2 separate regions of the Homo sapiens genome follow, and region 2 is linked to region 1. The links are chromatin contacts, found by Hi-C or POLR2A ChIA-PET in ENCODE. All regions are on one chromosome and are shown on one strand. Each heading gives the region's core, a stretch centred on a gene start or an enhancer-like site at or near the end of the contact. The rest is flanking DNA. Distances are from core to core; before and after follow the strand shown.

Region 1 (4,444 bases), core at 495-2,994:
GTAAAGGCAAGTTTTGTTCCTTGGAATCGTAATTATTGAGATCCAGTGATGTTCAAGGCCCCATGCTAGAATTATGAATAGGCAGCTCTTTGCTTCCATAAATTTATATCCCAAGAGAAAAGCAAATAACTCTTTGCAAATACAATGATGATAGGAATTGTCATAAGCAAGTTACACATAAGGTACTATGAAGCCTCAGAAATTATAATTATTACTTTCAATTGTAATGACTGGAGAAAGTTTGGCATGCACACTCTGACATGAAGGATAGGTAAGATTTGATTTGCAAAAACAAGGCAAGGGATATTCTAAAGGGAATAAAGATCAAAAGGAATGCTATGGCTCTACTACAGGCACTTTGGGCAAGTCCCTGTAATTACAGTAAAGGGTACTGAAGAAATAAAATTAAATTAATTAAAATAAAATTAGAAATAACGTATAAATAGGAAAAAATAGCTAGTAATAAAGCATAAATTAACAAAACCTTATTTGCAATCTAAAAGATTTTAAATTAAGGGTTAATTTTAATTAGCCAAATGCAAGGGTATTCTACAATGAAACTGCATGTTTTTGAAATTAGAGAACATAACGTATTATACTAAAATACAACTGGCTAGAATTTATGGGTAAAAAAGTCAGAACTACTGTTGCATCAAATTCCCACAAAATGGCTTCTTGAGGTAAAAAAAATACCCACTGTTGCATAAATGCCTTCCATGTGCTAGGAAGTACACCAAATCCTTTGTATGTGTTACTTTTTCCATTTATTCCTTACAATATATGAAATGTATGCAATCTCCCTTTTAGAAAGAAAAAAGCCTAGGTAGATAGTAGGTAACTTGCTAGTAAGTGCAAAAGGTAGGAATATGGGCCAGTATGACCCACAGCTTGGCCTCTTAACTATTGCATTACTGCATCCCAAAGTAATATGGTTTCCAAGGAGTACAGAAACCTTACAGAACCAAAATAAAAGCATGTATTTTTTTTTAAATCAGATTTTGCCCTTTCGTTTTAAATTCAAAGCTCGGGCAATACAAGCCCTCTTTTTTTAAGCAGCACAAACATAAGTTTTCACATGAACTCAATTTAACTGCTAGTTAATGAGTAAAACCTAAACTTTAGTCCAGGTGTTGCCCACACACTCTGCAGTGTCAAAAACTGGAGATGAAAATGCTGTAACATTTACAAACAGGTTGCTCTGAATTTGTTTCCCTACAAATACCTTGTAATTCTGCGTTGCAGCTGGTGGAAGCATTTCTAATGCACATTATGCCACATTCTTTGCCATGTTTTTAGGTAATAGTTGGTCTGACTTTGATTTATTGAAGTACAGAGGCGGACAGCCTCCAGCTTATGAGAAGCGCCCTACAAAGGCACGGATGTTACCGCACTGTGACTCAACTATTGCCTTATAGTTCTAGTTTTGCAAAATTAATATTGAAAAATACAAGCAATGGGCATATGTTCTAATTCCTAGTGCCTGGGCCTCAGAGCCTCCAGCTTAGCCCAGAGCAGTGCGTAGAGGAAGAAGGTATTCCTGGAGTTTAGAAACACGCCGACGCCCCTTCCCAATACAAAAACTACCACCCCACCAAAGGGTCCCAGACAGTTCAGAAAGGTCAGAAGCTACTTCCACCGCTTTCCGTGCCTGTTTCCGCCTCCAATTTCACTTCCGGGGAGGGGACTTCCGGGCCCTCAGCCTTAAGGGGCGGGAGTTAAAGAGGAGTCGGAAGTGGCACCAGCACTTCCGGTACGGAAAACTCGCTGCTGCCCCAACCTGGCTTGACAGGCTTGGTCTCTGCAAGTGGCTCTCAGCCCCTTCTTCTTTCCTGCCTCACCTTCCAATTCGTTTGCCGCCGCCGTCCCGCAGCTGCTGTTTCCGGAGTTGCCCCTTCCCCATGTTCCGGGGCAGGAGTCCGCAAAGCGAAGATCCGCCCGCCGGTTCCTCATCATGTCCGAACTGACTAAAGAGCTGATGGAGCTGGTGTGGGGCACCAAGAGCAGCCCCGGTCTCTCGGACACCATTTTCTGCCGCTGGACGCAAGGTACCCTGGCGGGGCTCTCACACTTGCAGCCGCTGCTTCTTTTGCCCTGCGAGAGTCCGCCTGTGACGCCTCTCGCTCCAGCCCCTCGCGTGCCCCGCTCTCTGCCCCAGTCGCCGTGCTCAGCGCTGAAGCTGGACTTTCTAGACACGCCCTGCCTTGCCTTGGTGGGGAGAGTTTGAGTAGGAGAATGGTTACAGCTGCCACTAAATACCCGCAGCGCTCTTTCCATCCTCCGGGCTGCCCTTCGGCTGGGGAGGAGGAGAGGGTGGCCCCTTGCTGGGTTGCAGGGCGTGACACGGAAGATGCGCCCCGTGCCCCGGTGTCACTTTCTCAAGGGGTGCTGTGGCCTTCCGCATCTTTACCCCCTAACAGAGCTGTCTATTGGTGGTGGTTGGTCTATTTTTGGTGAGAAGGAGGGACGTCCAAGGGAAAGTCCAAGTGGCTAATTCCAAAAAGCAGTTTTTTGTTTGTATTGTCATTATGTGGTTAGGCGTGGTAGTCTGTGTATAAACACTGTTATTTGCTAAAAAGTGTACTCTTGGCCCAAAGTATCCCCGTTTTTTATATGGTTTATTATCTGTCACGGTTAAAAAAGGAATATGGATCATAGTACTTCCTCGGCCGGTATGCTTGTAACCCAGACAGGACTTTTACTTACATGAAGAGTCTTAGTACAAATAATAATGAAATAAAATAAGCATTTATTGAATTCTTGCACTGTAACAGGCTGGGCGCTTTATACTAGTAACTATCCCTAATTCTTAAGTTTGGATAGGCAAACAACTGACACATTCCTAAAGGTGACTTAGGAAAGATGATGATGAGGTTAAAACATAACCTTGAGTCAGAAGGATCAATAATTTATGTATGTAAAACACTATTATTATTAAAACATCTATTTAGGGAACACCTGTTCCCGAAATAGATTGGGCGGAATTTTGGCATAGTAAATATAAACCCCTATTTCAAAACGTGTATTTTGTAACAAAAATTCAGGATTTACGTAATCTCTCCCTCCCTCCCACATGTTTGTTTTAAGAGCTGGTAAAATTACAATTACGATGTATTGTTAAGTTGGGATATTTAGTCCCTCACTGTTGCTTTGCAGGCGAAAAAAATTAGTTGTAAAGGTAAATGACTGGGCCAAAGTTGCACAAATCGATAGAACTGGGAGTGGATTCCAGGTCTCTCGATTCCTAATATACCTCTGTTTTCATTATCTTCCTTTGAGTTCCCAAACCCTACATGTAATGACTTGGGCTCTTTTTTTTCACATTCAATTATGTCAGTTACCTAATCTTGGGCTTCTTAGAGGGAGATTTTATTTTAACACTTCCCACTTTGACTTACTTATTCTAATAGTAAGCAGCTCTAAAATACTGTGAAAGACTAAGAAAAAATTTACTTCCATTGTAATCAGTTAACATTTATTAAACATTTTACAAAGTAGAATAAGATAATATTCAGCCCTGTTTATATTTATACTGTAATGCAAATACAAGGAAGATTCAGGGTGGCAGTTCTAGTAATGGTTAAGAGCACAGTCTGGAATAGATGTACTTGGTTCAGGTTCATGTGATTTAGCTTATTTAAGCCTCAGTTTCCTTCTCTGTAAAGTACAGATAATAGACCTTACAGAGTTATTGTGAGGATTAGAGGCCATGTAAATAATTTAGGTGCTTAGCACACTATCTGACGTATAGTGAACACTCAGTATATGGTAGCTGTTTTTATATTATTTTAAAAAGTGTTTAATTGTAGACTATGCCAAATTCACTCTTTGGCTTTTTCCTGACAATTACAATAAGTTGTTTATTTGATGGCTAATCATTATTCTAAATAGAACTTTATAATGACTTATTAGAACGCTCTGCCACCTTTAATCATGCAGAAATTCTTTAACAGGATTAGTTCCATCAGTACCATTTCAAAATAAAGGATTTCTTTCTTTTTTTCGTTTACAGGGTGCAGTTAGTTATATTTTGGATATGTAGCTCTTCAAGGCCTTACACTGATTAAGATTTTAAGGCAACCAAACATATATTTTTGAAGTTATCGCCTCTGAATCAGAGGGGTCCTGTTACTGGTTTTGATATGTTAACTGTTGTATTCATTTGTTTGTTCTTTGAGGCCATTGCTAAATATTGCTGTGGCAGTCCTTTGGGATTGTGGGAACAGGCACAAGACACTGCTTTGCTGCATTACTAATGTGACATCAACTCTGGCTTTATTTCATAGTCTGTGATCGTGTCTTCAGTTGACAACTGCAGTCTCATTAGTTTTCTGGAAGCAAGATACAGATGTAAGATGTTTGGCATGAATATTTATACAATTATGTCTAGAGATATTTCATCTATAAAATTATATTGATTGATCAAGTTAAATTCTTTTGATATGGT
Region 2 (4,444 bases), core at 1,425-3,924, 1.8 Mb before region 1:
TTGTTAAGTGTATTCTATACACTGTATTCTATATGTTATACTATTAAAAAATAATATGAGTCTACTGGACTCTGTGCAAGGCTTATGTACTGGGAATCTCTGAGGGGTCTTCTTAGATAAACCTTTTGTAATATTTCAATACAAGGATTGTGAGAAGAGAATTGGTCCAATACCAAAACCTGAGCAACTTTAAAAAGTAAGCTTTTCTGGAGCAAAACAATGTTGCTACACTGAAGAAGTATAATGTCTGGCAGGCTCAACTGACACATTCTCAACTCAACAAACATTATTAAACACCTCCTATGTAGCAACCTCTCATTAAGGAGTATAAAACTATCTTGAATGCTAAATAATTCGGTAAAGGCAAAAATGCTAAAATAAGTTAGAGGATTTTGTAAGAAGGTGGAAATTAGAGTGGACTAGTGCAGCGGTTCTCAACTGGGAGGTATTTTGTCCTTCCAGGGGGCATTTAGCAATGTCCTGAGACTTCTAAAATCATGAGTGGGGGCTGGGTGTCACCGGCATCTAGTGGATAAAGGCCAGGGATAAGGCTGAACACCCTACATTGCACAGGACAAACTCCTATGACAAAGATATTTACCTGGCCCAAACCGTCAATAACGTTGCTACTGAGAAACCCTTTGCTACAGTAATCAGGAAATGACTCAGGTGTAACAAGTTGGATTCTGAGTTGGCCTTAACACACAAGGATATGTTGAAAGATAAAAGAAAGCATAAGCGTAGGACAAAAGCATAAAGGCAAGAAGGTGCCTGTGTTTGAACTGGGTGGTACAGCTACTAGGAACGGGTTTGACATTAAGAAATTTACCTGAATCCAATGCAAATATGTGTTCACAAAGTCAGTAGAATATAAAGGTGATTGGGTAGTTGCTAGCTAAATTATACAGGACCAAGAAAACTAGACAAAGGTGCTGTAAACAGAAGAAGCAAGTATTAAGAAGCTGTTTTAAGTATTTCCCCTAGAGATTCATGTAGTGAGATGTAAAACTGCTTGAGAACAGCAACTAGGCCTTGCTCATCACTGTATCTCTTATGTCACTGAGCTGCTGTGTCCTGTAGTGTGTGCTAACTGCTTATTAAATTAAATGCAATTTTCCAATTCATTAAGTATAATCGGTGATCTCCAAGGTTCTGTCCACTGCTAAGATTCAGGACACTCATTTAAGGTGGAACAAAAAAGGTAGCATCTAGTAAGTGCCAACCACATAAAGGTACTGTAGCAGGCCCTCTAGACATATTATTTAACTGCAGAATGGAATGATGTGTTTTCCCCTCTTTAAAGACAAGAACACTGGAACTCAAAGAATTTAACTTGCCTATGATTTCACCGTGAGCTGAGAAGTGGCAGAGGTAAGGAGTGAACTTTTTTCTACTCTTATATAAACTTCCAAGTTTCAGTGACATGCTCTAAGGAAGAGTTTAAAAAGAAAAATTCAACATCCACCTTTCATAATTAAAATACACAAAGACAAGTAAATTCATAAGGTTGTCCTTATTCACAGTAATGATTACATTCTGCCATAAGGGATTTGGAAATGGTATTTGGCTTGCTTTCATTCCACACTTGTGTGCCAAGGTAGTTCCTACGTGCGTTCAAATTAAACCAAAATTCTCTCCCCGGAAACTCAAATTCCCATAATTATTATCTTCAAGTCAGAAAAAAATAAAATAAAATAAAATTAAAAACCAAAAGCAAACCTATTGAATTGACATCATCAGTACCTAATACCAGTGATTCAGAAAACAACAAAAATGTAGCATTTCAAACTCTTTCCAGATTCAACAACTTCTTCCACACTTCTTTACACCTTTTAAAGTGCAGAGACCTAGCCTAAGAGAGACATCCCAAAGGCTCAGGTCCTCAATTCGGTTTCAGTCGTTGCCAAGTATTTCATCTTCATCGCTCCTAACATGTTTGAGAGTCTACCCTTAACCAGAGCTCCCTCCTTCAGTTACCGTTACAAAAGATTTTAAAATCCTCTAAGGAACCTTACCTAAAACATTCTGCCAGTTCCAGACGCTCAACATTTATTTGTCTAGGCAAGCACTTTTGGTACAGGGTTTACAATCCTAATCTAGCCAACATACGCCTTAAGCCCTTCGCTGTTCTTCCAGAAGCACAGTCCCTGCACCAGATGCTACACCAGCTGCTCCTCCCAGGCCCTTTACACCAACCCATTCAGCAGTTCTTTGGCAACCTACAGTCCTAGCTCAAGGCCCATTTCACAGGATGAGTCCCATTTCTTTCAAAGAGGATGCGCCAAGCCCTCAACCTCCTCCCAGCTCTGAAGGAGGGAGCCTCAGGAAAGGGGAAGAGCGAGCTCTTCCTTGGCCCTGGCCCGAGGGTCCTGAATGCAGGCAGGGGCTGGCAGAGTGAGCGTGCAGTCCGGTGAGGAATGGGCAGGGAGAGGCAAAAACACTTACCAACATCCTGATCGAAGGGATTGGTGGCAAAAAGAGGCATCTCCGCTGCGTGCCGAGGTGTCCCCGGGGACTCCCTCTCGACAGCACGGGAGTCAGAGCTCGACGTAGGATGGAAGACTCCTCAGGCAAAAAGAGCAACAGAGACCGACTCTACAGGGTCCGCGACAGCTCCTCCTCTCACCCAACCCCACCAACCGCGGCAGCAGCTGCGGCGGCGGCAACAGCAAGGAGCCGAGGAAGCCCCCGCGCGGAGCTTGTCGGGAATCTGGGCGACCTTGGCGCTGCCTGTCTCAAAGCTGCCCCGAGCCTGCCCCATCGGTAAAGGCTGAACAGGGAGTCCCCTCTGCCTGACTCCTCTTTTAATTAGTCACACATAAGAGTGGAATTAGTTCTTGTGTTTTCTGCTTTTCCCTTGGCTAGGAGTCTCCGTAGGACGGGGTCCTTCAGGCGTGCTGAAGCCTACTAACAACCCCAGGAGTGACTGGGAGAGCCAGGAGAAAGAAAGCAGGTTGAGTTCGGGTCGAGCTGTGCGCCTTTTTTCCTCTCGCTCTCTCGGTTATCATAACCTTGTATTCCCTCTGGAAGGAAATGGAAATTCCTTTGGATCATCTTCTAGGTAAACAGTTTAATTAGCTGCGTGAGGTGACAAACTTGCTCGGATGAAGTCATGGGAGCTGAACGAATTGGCCTGAATCCCAAGAGGGGAGTGTTCAGGGCGCGCGTGTCCCTCGGAGAGGCTGAGGTAACGCTGGCTCCTTCCCGGGAGTCCCTGAACGCCCGGCTTTGGAATCTGCAGACAGCTCTTCTAGCAGGGCGTTGGCACCTACTGACTAACCGTGCAATCACTCAGCAGCTGTGATGGTTGGTGACATGTCTTTCACAGCCCAAGATAGCCTCCCTAGACTGAGCAAAAAAAAGAAAACAGAAAAAAACTGGAGCTAAAAGTTGATCAGTGAGTGATTCCTAGCAACCCAAAATGTTGGTTTATTTATTTTACTTATAAGTTTAGTTAACCAATAAAAATTATTCTCTGTGTGATGGAGAAGTTTTAAGGAGCATCTACTAGAGATGTTGCGTCCCACTTGGAACAAACTTAGTAAGCACATCTTGTACGTAAATGGAAATTATCCCGCAAATTACGGCATCTCCAAATGTAGCGTGGAAACTAATATTGACATGTCAACACAGGATTAATACATAGTAATCAAAGAGTGCTTAAAAATTCATTAAAAATGAAGTCCCACCTCTAAAAGTGAAATGTGCAAATTAAAGTAGCAGTTAGATAATGTTTTGTCATTTAGGTAAAAATTACAAAGAATCGGCCGGGCGCGGTGGCTCACGCCTGTAATCCCAGCACTCTGGGAGGCCGAGGCCGGCAGATCACCTGAGGTCAGGAGTTCAAGACCAGCCTGGCCATGGTGAAACCCCGTCTCTACTAAAAGTACAAAAAATTAGCCGGGCGTGGTGGTGCGCGCTTGTAATCCCAGCTATTCGGGAGGCTGAGGCTGGGAATCGTTTGAACCCGGGAGCGAAACTCCGTCTCAAAAAAAGAAAAAAATTGCAAAGAATCAGGGATGTGAGGAGTCAGACACTCACATACTGTTGGATGAAGTGTAAATACTGTATAATCTTCCTAAGGGAAATATTTGGAAGCATGTAAAAAAATTTTTAAAACCTTAGGACCCAGCAATTCCATTTCGGCAAATTAATCCTAAAGACATTCTTTTAAAACATGAACAAAGGTATACATGGCAACATTGTCTAAAGGATCAAAGCATTGCCAGCCATTAAATGTCCCACATTGAGTGATTGGACAAATTGCTTCACCTCTTGGTGTCTCAGTTTCCTCATGTGTAAGAAACAGGAATAATAGGGTTGTGAGGATCAAATGAATTAGTACAAGCAAAACGCTTATTACAGTGCCTGGCATAGAGTAAGCACTAAATAAGTGTAACTGATCACTGTAATTTACACTGGTCAGTTAAATCATAGTACATAA

What was found. Hi-C counts contacts between places; a loop is a spot of excess contacts on that map. ChIA-PET counts read pairs that join two places held with the same protein, here RNA polymerase II (POLR2A). Pooled maps may share reads with other maps.
Region 2: a loop to region 1 is called in a map of B cell, with 26 times the contacts of the local background. The contact joins the promoter of STAM here to the promoter of MINDY3 in region 1. A Hi-C loop is called at or near these places in 6 of 168 maps with a recorded cell type or tissue (B cell, CD4-positive, alpha-beta T cell, CD8-positive, alpha-beta T cell and 2 more), 2 of 37 single-sample maps with no recorded cell type and 10 of 50 pooled maps. POLR2A ChIA-PET finds 5 or more read pairs at or near these places in 1 of 52 experiments (CD4-positive, alpha-beta T cell).

Annotation. Positions count from the first base shown.
Region 1 is chr10:15,857,807-15,862,250 of GRCh38, reverse strand. MINDY3 (MINDY lysine 48 deubiquitinase 3) reads left to right here and starts at 1,744. Exons shown (of 15, transcript NM_024948.4): 1 at 1,744-2,045. The coding sequence starts at 1,952. LOC124902383 (a long non-coding RNA gene) reads right to left here. Exons shown (of 4, transcript XR_007062071.1): 4 at 3,451-4,328. RefSeq lists an enhancer at 1,953-2,002.
Region 2 is chr10:17,642,381-17,646,824 of GRCh38, reverse strand. STAM (signal transducing adaptor molecule) reads right to left here and starts at 2,674. Exons shown (of 14, transcript NM_003473.4): 1 at 2,446-2,674. The coding sequence starts at 2,485. STAM-DT (STAM divergent transcript) reads left to right here and starts at 2,907. Exons shown (of 1, transcript NR_110370.1): 1 at 2,907-4,444. RefSeq lists enhancers at 2,660-2,779, 2,930-2,999, 2,422-3,071, 3,072-3,720.